2 separate regions of the Homo sapiens genome follow, and region 2 is linked to region 1. A link is a loop called in an ENCODE intact Hi-C map of the cell type or tissue named here. Cell type or tissue: CD4-positive, alpha-beta T cell. All regions are shown on one strand.

The links. Peaks named below come from ENCODE experiments on the same cell type or tissue, not always from the same donor. Only the 100,000 strongest peaks of a DNase experiment are listed, where the experiment ranks them.
Region 2: it touches region 1 in a loop (7-fold over the local background); 7 of 110 quality-filtered maps call a loop at or near these places.

What each region holds. Positions count from the first base shown.
Region 1 is chr1:185,562,604-185,570,603 of GRCh38, reverse strand. LINC01350 (long intergenic non-protein coding RNA 1350) reads left to right here. Exons shown (of 4, transcript NR_110793.1): 3 at 7,276-7,436. All of the region lies in intron 1 of LOC107985239 (a long non-coding RNA gene), which reads right to left. Among named protein-coding and RNA genes, the nearest start is that of LINC01350, 62 kb to the left of the region's middle. RefSeq lists a silencer at 4,781-4,981. In CD4-positive, alpha-beta T cell, no CTCF peak of the experiment used is centred here; DNase peaks (open chromatin) are centred at 1,923, 2,943 and 3,403; H3K27ac peaks cover 3,986 bases.
Region 2 is chr1:184,740,139-184,748,138 of GRCh38, reverse strand. All of the region lies in intron 2 of EDEM3 (ER degradation enhancing alpha-mannosidase like protein 3), which reads left to right. Among named protein-coding and RNA genes, the nearest start is that of EDEM3, 11 kb to the left of the region's middle. In CD4-positive, alpha-beta T cell, no CTCF peak of the experiment used is centred here; DNase peaks (open chromatin) are centred at 2,088 and 4,878; H3K27ac peaks cover 2,714 bases.

The sequences.
Region 1 (8,000 bases):
AAAAGTCTTACATGCCATACTCAGCCAAGAATGTATTTTCCCCCTTCTTAAATCCAAGGTGGTCCATAAAACCACCCTCACTGAAGCTGCAGAGAACACTTTGACTGGAACATTTGGTGCAGGGAGGGAATAGGCATTCAATGAACTGGTTAACAGAAAATATAACATTGGAGGAGCCTCTCATCTCTAACATTTCATGCATTTGCCTGGATTCATAAAATTGGAAATAGGAAAATAAGTAACTAAGTAATCATATAATAGCTAACTATATTTGTGAAGCCAAGCAGAAAGTCTGAACTTTAAACAACTGGAGACTGAAAAATCAAAAGCTCTGAAACTACATATGCACTGCAAATTTAAGAAGAAACCAGTTTGACAGCAAACCAATATGAAACAGAGTTTGATGTGGAAAGAGATGAGGCCCGAGGAGAAAAATAAAACCATGAGAAACTCTAAACTAAGGAAAGATGGTCCCTAGCAAGGAAAGGCTGGTAGTAAGAACCAGAACTGTGGCTTTTCCTCGTGATCTTGCCTGGCTCACTCATTCACGTATGGACGTCCTCTCACATCTCCAGAAGGCAATCCCTTTAGCCCTATGATACCCAGCCCTCTCCTTGGCCTCTCAAAGAACACCTGGTGGATCTGGCTGCAGAACTCCTGCCAAATGGTAGAAATCTGATAGGCTGTAACTTCAATTAAGTCGATCAGGTATTTATTTATTTTCATAACATTGCCTGAGCCAAATCCATTTTCGTTTACATATTTTTCTTCCAACTAGACTATGAGCTTGAGGGGGAAATCACTTTGTCTTATTCATCCAGATATCCTCCACTGCACGTAGTAGATGCTCAAAAAATGTTTATTGAATGAATAGACCAGGCTGCCACTCAAACCAAATGATTTCAAAGTAAATTGTTGAAAGTCACATATTCAGTATGTATTTACTGAGTAACCAGCTATCGTGCTAGCTAACTAGGTATAAAAAATAAGACAACTCATGCCCTCAGGAAGCTCACATTTCAAGGAGACAGGAACTATGATGGAGTGGCAGTAGGATGGAAGGAAGAGGACAGGCTCAAGAGACAGTAAGGGGATCAAATCCATAGGACTTGGTGCCTATTTCACACTTAGGTAGTAAGGAGATTAGGAGAAGAGCTTGGATTAAAGGAAGAGACATGAGAATGTCCAGCCTAAGGGAACGTGCCATTGGAGATAGTTGATGCAGTGAAAATCCTAAAAGGCCCCCTCAAAAAATGGCTAGTTTTCTATGTCTTAAAGCAGCTGAGTCTATTTTTAGCAACTCTGAGGACTTGAATATCTACTATGATATACCTACTGCCCACTGGTCATAGTTGGTTCTATGAAAGTCACACGGAAAAAGTGAAATTCCTTTTCTATGTGGCAGTTCTTCAAATGCATGCTCCCCTTTTCATATAATATGATTTCCAGACTTTTCACCATTTTGGTCATTCTCATGCTTTTAGACTGACTAATTAGAAAATGGAAGCTTTAAGAGACAGAAAGTAAAAAATCTGAAAATTATGATTGCAAGGTCTGGGAGGTAATGGAAGGGGAAAAATTAAACACCTAGATGTGAAGCACTGGGTTAGGTCTTTTTTGTACAGACTAAAATGCCACAGGGATCTGAGGACATTCTGTGATGTCTTGTTCTCCTCCTCTGATTCATTTCCCACTTACTTTCTTACAGCATTCTCATAAAAGAGAATCAGTCATCCTGAGGTCAGTCGTCTTGCCCTTAAAATATATTAATTCTGTTTTGCTTTTGTTATTCTATATTAAAATACTGATGGAATAATGTGAAAGAGGCATTAGGATGAAATAAGCATTTCATGATCTTTAGAAATAAATGATACTTAAGTGTGAGGCAACAGGCAGTAGTGAGTTGGCTCTATCTTTGCACATCATAAGTTGCCCAAACGACATTTCCTTTGTGGTAAATTGTAAAGAAACAAATGTGAAAATTTTACTATGTCATATGCTGCAGTTATGTGTACATATTAAAGAAAAAGGAAGGGAGAAGTACAAAATCAATTTTTCTGCTTACATAAATAATTACCCTAATAGTTTATGAAATAAGAAAAAATTGCTCGAGCAAGAATGAAATCATTTCTTTTAGACATTAGAATCTATTCAGAAATTATGTCTTTTCATTGGACTTTCATCTGGCTTCCAACATGTCAAATCATGTATCTTTTAAACCACATGTTCTTTTTTTGTAGGTTGGATAGTTTCAGACTAGGCTCAATTTACCCCTTTTCTCTATAGAATCATGCACCTTACAGTTCCACTTTTGCCACATCTTTCATACTTTATGTTTCACATTTTATGAATGGGAAACCATATTTTAGAATAAAAATCTGTAATGTCAAACCAACATCATTTTTTCTTCTTTTTTCTTTTCTTTTCTTTCTTTCTTTTTTTTTTTTTTTTTTGAGGCAGAGTCTCACTCTGTTGCCCAGGCTGGAGTGCTGGAGTGCAATGGCACGGTCTCGGCTCACTGAAAACTCCGCCTCCTAGGTTCAAGTGATTCTCCTGCCTCAGCCTCCTGAGTAGCTAGGATTATAGGCATGCACCATCATGCCCAGCTATTTTTTTTTTTAATAGAGACAGGGTTTCACATGTTGTCCAGGCTGGTCTTGAGATCCTGACCTCAAGTGATCTGCTGCCTCAGCCTCCCCAAGTGATGGGATTACAGGCATAAGTCACCATACCCAGCCATCTTTTCCTCCTTGGGGTTTTGCTCTATATGTATAGACCTTGAGAAAGAGCTTTCAAAATAGACTTTATCCATAATCAACATCTTAGGATCTTTTTTCCTCCATAAAGATCTTCAGCATCACTATGCACTACAGTTCATTTCTCTTTTAAAGCAAAACGTAGCATAAACTAGACAAAACCCCCAAATAAGCTCTCCATTTCCTGCAGCTTGTGTAGCTCTAGCAATCTAGTCTATTGCTGGGCAATATATTCAAGCCTCTCACTGATTATGTTATCAAAGCTGTTTAAATTCCATTCCACGAGTTTGTGTATGGCAAAGATGAAGCTGTTTGTTTAATTAAACAATTTCTCTAAAAATGCACACAGTATATTTTGAGAACATAGTGAGACTTTGACCTTGCCTCAACAAGGGCATTTTGCTGCCACCCCCATTCTGCCACACTTTTCAACATGTTATCCCTCTTGAGTTTAATTTCTATGTTGTAAAACATCTCATCAATTGATATCTAGCATTTTGCATCTAATGCATTCTCATAACTTCTAGTTGGCTGTGGCTTATTTCATTGTATGCTTTCTTCTTCATACTTCTGGACAAGCTTTGTTTTTATGGCCTTTAAAAAAACATGGCTGTTATCAAACACTATATACGGAAATGGTTTCCTTGACAACCATAACCACAAGCGAGTCGTCTGCACCTCTTTCTCATTGCATGGTTTGTTTGGTTGCTAAAACACTTCAAAATATTTTTATTCAGAGTCAGGTATTAAGTACCTGAATTTACAGAGTAAGCTGAAATCCAAGCAGGTGATGAACTATCAGAACGGTTGTAAAGTGGCAAACTCTAATCATTTTCAAGTATTAGAGTTCAGCCTCATGACACAGTCTCTAAAAGGACAAATGCTGAAAGCTTGATATTTAAGATCCAAAATGAATGACTACCTCAAGGACACAAATTAAAAAAAAAGACTGGCTAGAAATGCCAAAGAAGTGAAAAATATTGCTTAAATGGAAGGTGACATTGCAGTTTTATTCATTCATATAAAAATTCCAAATGTTAATTCTTTAATGGGAAAGAGGTCAGCTTCAAGGTTATCAACAGAACAGCAGATATTTTGTCAAAAGTGCTCCTAAGACTATGTCTCTTGACAAAATTAAGCACAATATATATGGAGCTTCCATTTAAAATAGTTTTTGAAAATTTTCTTTGGTTAAATGTCTCATAGCTCATAAGATTCAGAAAATCTCTATTTCTGGGAACTTCTCAGGGTAAAAATATTTTCCCAAATATCAATTTTTTACAAGGAAATATACAGCTTGCATGGATTACAAAAAAAATTAGAAAGATCAACATGAGATTCTGTACAATGTGATAAGCATCCCAAGAAAAAATCACTAACAATGTCATCTCACTCCATACTGGTCTAGTCTCCTAATATCTGTCAAAGACAGGATATAATAAAAAACATGGTTTACTGTCCCCCCCACCGCATCATGTCCAAAACCATGGTTAAGTTGGAGATGTCTTCAGATTGGTTGGAATCAGAGTAATTTGACTGAAATAAATCACATAAATAATCCTATTTGTGTTCATGCATGTTTATAAAAAACAATTGTGCAAAAATATGAACCTGAAAATTTAATCAAGAGAGGTAGTGGCAATTCTTATGAGAAATTGGAGCTCTGGGTCACCAGGTAGGTTGAGCAGCAGGTGAAAAAAAATTATACAGAGCGTTTTTACTTATAGAATTTTACTTAACAGCTCTGAAAGAGCCTGTGAGGTTAGGTATGAATTATGGCAGGGGAAAGGCAGGCATAAGAAGGAAGGAAGGAAAGAAGAGAGGGGAGGAGGGAGGGTGGGCCAAAAGAAAGAAAACAAAGAGAGAGATAAAGGGAAAACATAGGCCAAGCTGCTCAGAGCATGGGGGGTGGAGGAGGGGGGTGAGGGAGGTGGGACAGTCATAGAGCAACCAAAGTAGAACCAAGGAGTGAGTTAAACGGAGGTTCCAGGTACCATTCTGAGGTGATTTTGAGAACAGTGTTAAAATGAAGCCAAAGAGATGTATCTGAGGCCCGGTCAAAAAAGAACCTCAGCTCCCCATGGACCAAGAGAACTCAAAAAGAGTTTAACTTTTGTCGCATACTTCAATTCTTACCATAATGTTCTACAGGTATAGAATGCTGGGGCCCTTCCATTACTCCATGCACTGGGGAAGAACTAGAATTGTGAGAAGAGCTTTCACGCTCCCATAACCATTCCTTGGCCCACCTCCAAGAAAAGGCAGGCTGGCCTCTGTTTAGGTGTTGTCTGTGCTTGCATTCCCAACGTTGACATGAGGAATTATCAATGGGTTCCGGACATAATCAGCCACACGGCAGAGTGAATTCCAGGAGGTATGTGTCAGGCAGGATCCCATCAAACTCATTGCTTTCAATACTTCAAAAGCTTGTTTTAGAAACACCATTACGGAGAATTGCCTGAAGGATTGAAAATCCAGACATTCCACTGCATACTCTAAAATCTGTCTTTGGGTGGTTCCAGGCCAGCAGAGATTTTCATACCTAGACTGTCTCATTTAGTTCTTGCCATCTTTTGATGACTTTTAAAAATGTGTATATTCATACCTTACTTTGTTCTGTAAAGAATTTAAGATAGGAATTTTTATTGAATTGAGCTGTGAATTTATGCCATCAGCCTTTATCTGAGGAACATTATAGGAAGCACTTCTATGAAATGCCTGTCAAGATACTATTGAGAATGTGGCTCATTACATTTCGAAGTATCCTCCTTAGGAAAACCCACTGGAAAAACTTCCCTCTTGCCTTCATACAAAGAAGCATTGAGCTTGTCTTCTGGCACTGGCTTGTTGTATCTTATGGACACTGATTCACTTATTGGACCATGTTTTTCTCTAGGCACAAAGCCAACTGGGGGCCCTTGCCCATCCACCATACAGAACCTCTCAGCATGCATTTTGTGGATTCACTTCTAGATTTACCATTCTTTCCCTACCCCTATTTTCTCTGTATTCATAAATCTCCACTTTATACATTTTTAAATTTGTTAACGTATATAGTACACTAAGTAAATATACCACGGTGCAGAGTAGCACCTCTCCTGCCAGAGGATGGAGAGAGGCAATATACCCCGTAGGGGCTGGACACATATTCTACCCATTTAGATCCAGAAGGAAACTTGAGCCTCTCTTCTCATAGAGAAAGAGTAGGGTAAAATCACAGACCACCACTATCCATCAGACCACTCTCATCCATGGGAGGGTAACTTTTAGGGAAAGCATTTTGGAGTGTCATGTAATACCACCCAATTTTCCTATATACTCATAAGATTAAATACTCAGTACTTTTCAAAAATGAAAATAAGAAACAAAAGTTCATTGTTAAACCCCAATGTTTACTTTATCCCTTGCATACGATGAAAATAATCTACTTCCCTGAAGGAAAGTGCTGACTTTCTCTATTGGCTCTGTAAGTCCTGGAGCAGGTGGTCCCTGCAGCAGAGGGAACGGAATGAGAAGACCCTTACAGTAGCCAACTGACTATTCTAGAACTCCTGGGAGAACCATACCTCATTATTCACCTAGAATGGGCCCAGCTTGTTCTAATTTCATTTGGCTCCTTGCAGAAACACTCTTCATTGTCTAAAACTTTGGGTGGCTGTGAACTTCAGCTTTGCCCCTTAACTCTCCTCTGACCCTTTTCTTGACCCACTATTTTGCTCACTATATTTTTGCAATATACACTTGGCTTGGGCCACCAAAAAAACTCACCCCTGCCTGGTCCATGGCTACTCCCTTGAGCTCAGCTGAACAGCTCACCCTGGCTTTAAAACTGGAAGTCCCACATCCCTGGAAACTTCTCAGTCCTAGGCAAAGGAGGGATGGTTGGTCACCCTACTCCCAGCCCACACTGATCATGCAGTAAATCAATGGCAGAACCAGAACCTTATTTATTTTATTCCTTTATATATTATTATAAAGCTCATATAATAATAACATATGAAGGACTATAACAATTATATGTTATATAACATATATTATTAATTATATATAACATATTATTAATTATATATTTTGATATGCATATAATAAAATATACAGGAATATAATAGATAAGTATATTATATATAAAGGAATAAAAATATGTTTACAGAAATATACATAAACAAAATTTACATATGCATATATATTTTACAGTACATAACTTCTTAAAAGACAACACTGTAAGCAAATTTCACAGAATTAAGTTATTTAACTGTGTAAGAACAACATGGCAATATCCATAGCAAAATTTTAATCTCATTCTTTTCCCCCATGATCCTTCATGCTTCAGAAATGCCTCTGCTGCCTTTTACCACTGTGTGTTCAAGTAATAGGAATAAATGTCTAAAATTAGTCCAAAGAAAATGAATTAAGGAAACATATCTGTTATCTAAAAAATAAACTATGAATTCTAACACCCCCCAAATGATTTTAGGATTATCCAATTTTATAAAATCTCTCTCTCTCCTCCTTCCTTTAGTGTAAATAACAAGAGCTGCCTATAAATCTACCTCAGAAGACAAAGGGAAAAGCAAAACTCTGCCCAGGAAGACCTTACTTTACAAACCAGGTGACCAAATTTCTAAAACATCATTCCCGTAATCCCTGATCAACAGAAAGGAAGCTCTGGAAGCATGAATGGTCAGTACACACATCGTCCACAGGACTCACACACCACAAACTAGTCATTGATCCTTTTGACCCAATTTCAGAAAATATGTTTACATAGAGACACATATTTTTGCTATTTACTTTTTGAGCAACCAACAGGAAAACCTATCCACATATGTCCATTATGATCCTCTCTAATGAAGACTATCTCTTTATGTTGTTTAAACAAAAAGAAATTAATGCATGAGAATGTCAAAGTTCTGAGCTTTAAGTTTCTGTACTCAATATATTGAATAAAAGATATATGTAGTATACATTGGAATAGAAAGAGATTAACTCAGTGCGTCATCGAGCACCTAGTTCTGGGGGTGGTATAATCATTCTGTCATGTATGATGGATGCCTGGATAGATCTCAGGATTTTGAAAGTCTCAAGTTAAGCTTCTAGTTTATTCCTCTAAATCTCTAGGGCTTTAAATAAAAACAATCTCGTAAATATCTTCACTACAAGATTCAAGTGTGAAACGCTTCAGTAGGCCTCTGAATTAAATATGTTTGGTAATTGATTATGTGTCCACATTATCTGAATGTAGGA
Region 2 (8,000 bases), 820 kb after region 1:
ACCCACATGTCAACCCTTATTTCTTTCAAAATCATTTATCCCTGGTTAATTCAGTTTGGGCAAAGCATAATTTAACAAATCTAGGCTAATGATTTTGAGATGGCCAAGTGGTTCCATCCTATACCCTCAGACCTTAGCCATCTCATAAATGCGTACTGATGAATGCAGTTCCAAAGTTAAATAAAATAGCATATAGCTGGATAAGTTCAGTTTCTCACAATGAATAGGATCATCTCTTTATAAAGCATGGTATCTTTAATATCTTGTTCTTTTTAGGTAGAACAGTTATATCAATGGCAGAAAGTTATATCAATACATTTTTTCTAACTATAGAATACACTTAGTAGGTTTGTGACAGTGCAGGTACTGAGGGCAGCTTTCAGAGGACTTTCTGGCCTGTGCCTATTGGGACCTAACTGAGTAACTTTCTGCTACAATTAACTACTTAATAAGATTTAAGAGAGAAGGATTTCAGCTTCAAAGACTGGGAACTCTTGAAAGTAACATTGTCTTATATATTTCCAGTGGGACCATACGTGTCCACTGTAATATGTATTTTAAAATGTTCAACTATTTTACAATGTGAGTGACTCTTGCTGTGTACTTCTTCTATATTCAATCTGTGTGAGGTCTGTAACCCAAGATTTAGTCTAGAATTTACACTTCCTCTTTTCAAGTTCTCAACTAACATGACACAGTTCTAAAATATTAACGAGAATACAGTTGCCTTGTATTTGTTATTTGAAGTCAGTTGGAAATTTTTTTCCGGTCCCTACACTCAGAAACACTTTTAGCTTTCTGTAGGGTAAAAGTGTATAGGTTTTGGAGTTAGAAGGGCTTGAGTTCAAATCCTGTCTCAGCTATTTACAGGTTGGACCCTAAACAGGTTATTTAACCCATCTGAGCAGTGTCTTTCTATGTAAAATGAGAATAATTGCAAAGAGTTATTGTAGACTATAGATTTTTTTTTAAAGAACAGGAACCAATTTCTTTAATTTTTAATACATTCACCTTTTTTATATGTCTTGTGCCTGGTACATAAATGCTTAGCAAATTTTTTTGAAAGAACTGAATTGAATTCTTGTGAAGATGAAGTAAAATAATGTTTTTTTTTTTTTGCATTTGATCATTGTGATATATCTTTGTGTTTAAATGCAAAGAAATAATAAACTTAATTAAAAATACAAGTTTAAGGTGAATTTCAGGGCCTGTAAGTCATTTACTTTTTTGTAGTCAGTTGCCTACTATCCTAAAATATAAAATGCCTGGTACATGGCAGGCTTTTAATAAATGTTGAAAGTTTTTCCTCATTTCTCACTAGTTCTTTCTAATACTACTCTCCAGTCTGGTCTACAGTAGAACAATTCCTTTAACCTTCTTGCTTCCCAGGAAAGCAGTGGTGTTTTCCAAAGACAAGCAATATAGTATTATTAAGAGCAAGAACTCTGGACTTGGAGCAGGACACCCTGAGATGGCTCTGCCACCTCTCATCTGGGTTACAATGGGAAAGTTACCTAGTCTTCCTGAGCCTGTTTCTTCATCTCTGCAAAATGAAGACAATGGTTTGCCAGCCTCACAATGTTGTTAGAAGGATTAAGCAAGTTAATATAATGAAAGTGCTTAGAACTAATATCTGGCAAATAGGAAGCATGATGTAAGAATTTACTGCTGCTACTGATAACGACTACTACTATCATTATTATTTATTTCCTGCCTAAATTGAAATTGCCCTCCTAAAATCCACTTAGCCTGTAACTCAGAACTTGTTCTCCAGATAGTACATAGAACTTGCTTAAAGCGCATACATTCTTTCCTGTTCTTGGCATGTGCCCTTTGAACTTACTTTCTATTAATGTAATAGAAGGTTCTATTAATGCTATTTCTTAATAGAAATGTCCTGCCAGCTTTAGGTAGATTACTACAACTCTGCCATCTCTGGACTTAAATCTAGGGATTTTTGGGTTTTTAACACTTATTGGCATGACTATTAATAACGACTATGTTTGACAAATGTCTAGCCCCAGTCAGTCTGCAGTTTACCCACAGTGAATTGCACAGATGGCTTTCTCGTTTACCAAATGACATGAATTTGATGTTTATCTTAGCAGTTCTTGTGTGACCTTATTTAACCCCAGGCCACAGTCACTTTAGGGCTTCTGTTAGCATGTTTTGAGTATTTGTGTTCAGTTTAGTTTGCAGATTAATTTAGATGACAAAATGACATGTATTTGGGCCATCCAAATGTAGAACCTTTTTGGAGCTCCCAGTGTTTTTCCTGTCTGTGTTAGACAACTCAAACTGTTACAAGCAAAAACTATATTCTGGTAAGAGCCCTAAACATTAAAAATAAGCTTGGATAGAGTTGGTAAGCACAATTTCCTTTAGTAGAATCGTACCTAATAACCACTATTAAGCTTGATTTTGTGAAAGCAACAGTAGAATAGTCTTTATTAATCAAACCAAAGGAACTCTTTCAAAATGAACTTCCTGTGCATTTCTAGATTTATGTACATTTTTTTGGAGTGCCTCTCCCCTACCCCCCAATGTTTAAAAAAAATTTTTATTGTTGTAAAATATACATAATATGAAATTTACCATTTTAACCATTTAAGTTTACAGTTTTGTGGCATTAAGTACATTCATATTGTTGTGCATTCATCTCTAGAAATTTTTTCATCTTCCCAATCTGAAACTCTGTACTCGGTGTTTCTCTTTAATGGTTCATTCATCAGAAACAGTAATTCTGTAAACAAAGTATTTTAGGCATGGTACTAATGGGAGTAAGGGAGATATAAATTTATATTTACCTTTTTTTGTGTAGACTGTTGTGGGACTATCATCTATGAGTCATTGTTCCTTGGCCTTTGCTTTCAGAACATCCTAAAACCCTACCAAAATTACACAAGAAATTCTATAGTATCCTCTCAAAACATTTTGTAATCACACTCTGATACTCTACATAGAATTTTAATTCAGTAGAACCAGATCGTTCAGCTAATTCATCTTTTTTAGATATAATTTACAGACAATAAAATTTCAAATTGAGTGCACAATTCTTTTTTGACAATTGTATACAGTTGTTTAACCACCATCACAGTCATGATACAGAACATTTTCATCACCCCAAAAATTTAACTCATAGTTATTTGCAGTAAATTCCTTCTCCCCACCTCTGACGCCTAGCAACCTTGATTTGTGTTTTGTCACTACACCTTTCTCTTTCCTAGGATTTCATATATATGGCATCATACAGTACATAGTCTTTTGATTTACTTTCTTTCATTTAGCATGATGCTTTTGAGATTTATCCATGTTGTTGGAGATATATTGTAATTCCTATTTATTGCTCAGTAGTGTTAGTTGATTTGCTAGAACACAATATTGGAGATATATTGTAATTCTTATTTATTACTCAGTAGTATTAGTTGATTTGATTGAACATAATTTCTTTGTCCATTCACCATTTAATGAGTATTTGACTTATTTTTGGTCTTTGGCTATTATTGTATTAATAAAGCTGCTGTCAACCTGTGAGTGCAAGTTTTTATTTGGGCATACATTTTCATATATTTCCCACCTAGGAATAGGATTACTAGGTCATATGGCAAGTGTAAGTTTAACTTAATAAGAAATGCCAATCTTTTCTAAAATGGCTATAATATTTTGCATTTCCCACCAGCAGTGTATGAGTTTTAATTATTCTGTGTCCTTCCACTTGGTATTTCCAGTCTTACTAATTTCAGCCATTCTGTTGGGTGTATAGTGGTAGTTCATTGTGATTTTAATTTGATTTTTCCTGATGATTAATGACATTGAAAATTTTCCCATATGCTTATTTGCTATTCATATATATATATATATATATATATATATATATATATATATATATTTGTCATTTGTTCTGTTATTACTGAGTTATAAAAGTTAATATGTTCTGGATATTAGTCCCTTATCAAATATATGCTTTGGATATATTTTCTCCCAGTCTGTGCTTTACATTCTAATTTTCTTAACAGGAACTTTTGAAGCACAAATACTTTAAATTATGATCAATCCAGTTTATTATTTTTCTCTTATGATTCATGCCTTTTATAGCCTACCTAAAAAATATTTGCCTAGCCCAATGTCACAAATTTTTTCTTGTTTTTTTTTCCTAGATGTTCTATAATTTTAGCTTGTTCATTAGATCTATAACTGATTTTGAGTTAATTTTTGTATATGATGTGAGGTAAAGGTGGATTTATATATTTTTTTAATGTGGCTGTCTAGTTATTCCAGCACCATTTGTTGAAAATAATATCCTTTCCCTACTGAATTATTTTGAAATATGTGTAAAAAAATTGGTTTATCATGTATACATGGGTGTGTTTCTAGACTCTGTATTTTGTTTTGTTGATCTATCTACCCTTATACAAATATCACATTGTCCTGATTATTGTAGTTTAATAGTGGGTCCTGAACTCAGGCAGTTTAAGTCTTTCAGCTTTGTTGTTCTTTTTTAAAATTGCTGAAGTTACCAGATCTAGGAGCAAAGAGTCAGTTTTTGATGCTGCTTTGACTTGAGTGGTTTAGAGCAGAAGTCTGTTACCTCAAAGCCCTAGTAAATTTAGAGTCTGATATGGAGGGTCTATTATGATTTATTTTATTTTATTTTATTTTATTTTTGCTCTTTCAGCTAGGCACATGTTCTACTTAATTTATATAGGACTCTCATCATCTGAGTTTTATTTCTGAGTGATAATTATTAAATGTTTCTCATGGCTCTGAGTCATATCAATATGAATTACGTATCCCTCAACAATAAACTGTGAAGAGAGAGGAGGTATTACTGTGCCTCAAAAAGCCAGGATGTTTGAAGCTTGATAAGGCTGTTAATTTGCCACGTATGCATTGCTCTGAATTTGTGCAAACTGTCTGTAGTTTGCTTTGTGGTTAACCCAAAGAAAAAGGTGTGGTTGTATTTTTATTCTTAATCTTGAAACAAAGAGACAAAGTATTTTTACACCTGGTTTGAAACTCCCTTATTTGATTATTCTGGGTTGCAATTGCTATTAATATTTTTATTATCTAGATTAATTTCAGGATTTGAATGGCATATTTAATTTAGAGTTTGAATTTATATTAATTTCAGACAGAGGTATGTGTGTGTCTGTGTGTTAGAAAACCCTAAAAAACAGCAGTATGAAGTTTTCTATGCAGTGTTTAAAATAGTAAGGAACTGTTTACAACCTAATTAACATTTGAATGATGTTTTACAAAGATTCTTTCAAAATACATTAGGAATTTTAAAAAATTTTTGTATTTCTTCTAAGTGTTGTTTATATGTGTTAAATATAAAACTATAAAGCAATAAAAATGTACATTCTGGGAAATCAGTTCTGTTGGAATTGACACATAAAAGAGTAGTCAGGAATTTGACACATGAAAAGATACGTGTAAAAGTAATTAGGGGCTGGGCATGGTGGCTCACGCCTGTAATCCCAACACTTTGGGAGGCCGAGGCAGGTGGATCACCTGAGGTCAGGAGTTCAAAACCAGCCTGGCCAACTTGGTGAAACCCCGTCTCTTCAAAAAGACAAAATTAGCCAAGTATGGTGGCGCACACCTGTAATCCCAACTATTCTTGAGGCTGAGGCAGGAGAATTGTTGAACCTGGGAGGCAGAGGTTGCAGTGAGCTGAGATTGCACCACCACACTCCAGCCTGGGTGAAAGAGTGAGACTCCGTTTCAAAAAAAGTAATTAGGAATTTATGCTGAAATATTATATATAATATTAAAATTACATGGTATTGAACTCAGAATTTAGTAGCTGTATGTGGATTCTGATGCTATCAAAACATGTGTTGCCTAGAATCCTCTACCCAGGAATGGATCATTACAGAGCACGCAATTTTCTAAATGTCTGAAAGGTTGCCATCTTCAATGCAAAGTATTCTTTAACCTGCTTTGAAAGTTATTTCCCCCCCTTTCTGTGTGTATTTTTTCCTTCCCTTTCCTATGTGTTTAGTGTTCCTGGCCACTAGTCTGTATTTCTGCTGCTAATTTGCTATGAGTTTGGAATCTAAATAAGTTGACTGAGAGGCAGTAGGAGAGAGTTGGACATGGAATTGGGAGTTTTTTTGCTGAATTTCAAGAACTAAGAATCATATGGACATTCACATAATAAAAACAAGTCATATACAAGATACAAAAGACCACTCTAGTCTTAGAAACTTTGCCATAGCAACACCCAGCAAATGCAAGAAGAGTATAGAACTGTATCTTCAAACTTCTGAAGGAAAAAAAACTGTTCCAGCCATTTTATAACCATTCAAATTTTTCTTCCAATAAGGCAAAAGACAGCCTAACCCAGGAATATCAGAGAACTACAATACCCGTTATACTCTTATTTTAAAACAAATAAGCAATAAAATACCTGAGTATATCAGGCAATCAAGAGATGAACAAAGTAAAAACTAAGAAATTGGAGAAGCCTTAGAAAAATGCTGTGCATCAATTCCACTTGGGTTCTAACACTAGCAACTTGGGGAATTATGGTTCCAGACCAGAATGTAGATGTTATAAACCTTCAAAGTCTTTGTCAAAGCATCAAAACTTTTCTTTCTGATGGTTATAAATATAAGAAAAATGAAAAAAATAGCAAAACTATTATTTACTATATGGTAATTAAAAATATTAGAAACATTGAAATTTAAGGTCATTTCATTTTATTTTTTATTTTTTATTTTTATTTTTTTTTGAGACGGAGTCTCACTCTTGTTGCCCAGGCTGGAGTGCAATGGCGAGATCTCGGCGCAGTGCAGCCTCTGCCTCCCAGGTTCAAGCAATTCTCCTGCCTCAGCCTCCCGAGTAGCTGGGATTACAGATGCCTGCCACCACACCCAGCTAATTTTTTGTATTTTTAGTAGAGATGGGGTTTCACCATGTTGGCCAGGCTAGTCTCGAACTCCTGACTTCAGGTGACTCACCCACCTTGGCCTCCCAAAGTGCTGGGATTACAGGCATGAGCCACCACACCTGGCCTTATTATTATTATTTTTTAAACAAAAGACTCATTAAGAGTAGTTTAAACAGTGCTTTCTTTGCTGCCTTCTCATTGTATAACTTCAGTTACAGAGGAGGCATCTTTTCTATACTTGGTGAATTGGCATACTCCTTTCTAAATTTGGATCAGCTTCAAATATTTTGTCCTTTGCTCTTTCAGTGTCATGAAATATCTGAGGATTTCTTTAATGGGAAGTTTTTTTGTGGGCATAGCTTTTTCTGTGACATCTTCAACCTTTATGTCACAACCACTTTCTTAATGTGTGTCAATAACTTGGCCTTTATTAAGTTTCTGTGGCTGCTTATCTGTAGTCTCTTGAATGGAGAAAGTGTCGACATTCCCATGGTCAGCTAAAATTTGTTGATAACCTCATTTATGTTCAATTCAAATTTCACTTCGTGTTGTCACCTTTTATTTCTTTGCCAGACTCTCATGTTTGTTGGCTAATTCTCCTTTGTTCATTTTTGTAAACTATTACATAGGATTATCACGGGGCGACTAGGAGGCAACATACACTCACCTCTGTGTGAACTGAGTAAACAGAGTGATCATTCACTTGACAGACTTTGAAAGAAGTAATGTGATTGATCACTGATCATGATGAGCATGTTATTTACATAGTGATTTGTGGACTAAAGAGCTAGCATCAAAGTTTGTGTTTTACGTAATTACAGTTAATATATCATGATAACTGAAATTTGAACCATGTTGTTGGGTGTGTAACAAATTTGTAGTAATTGAAACTTGTGTATAGTGAGACCGTACAAAGTGAGACTCCCTCTAATAACATAACTGACAAAAATCCTATATTGAGGGGGAGAATTATGAGTATGTTAATCCTATTATTCTTGGTGCAGGGAGTTAGTATTACCTAAAGTTGAAACATGTACTTAACACGATTCTAACCTCAAAATATTTCTCATAATTATATTTTATTAATTTTAGAGGAATGTTT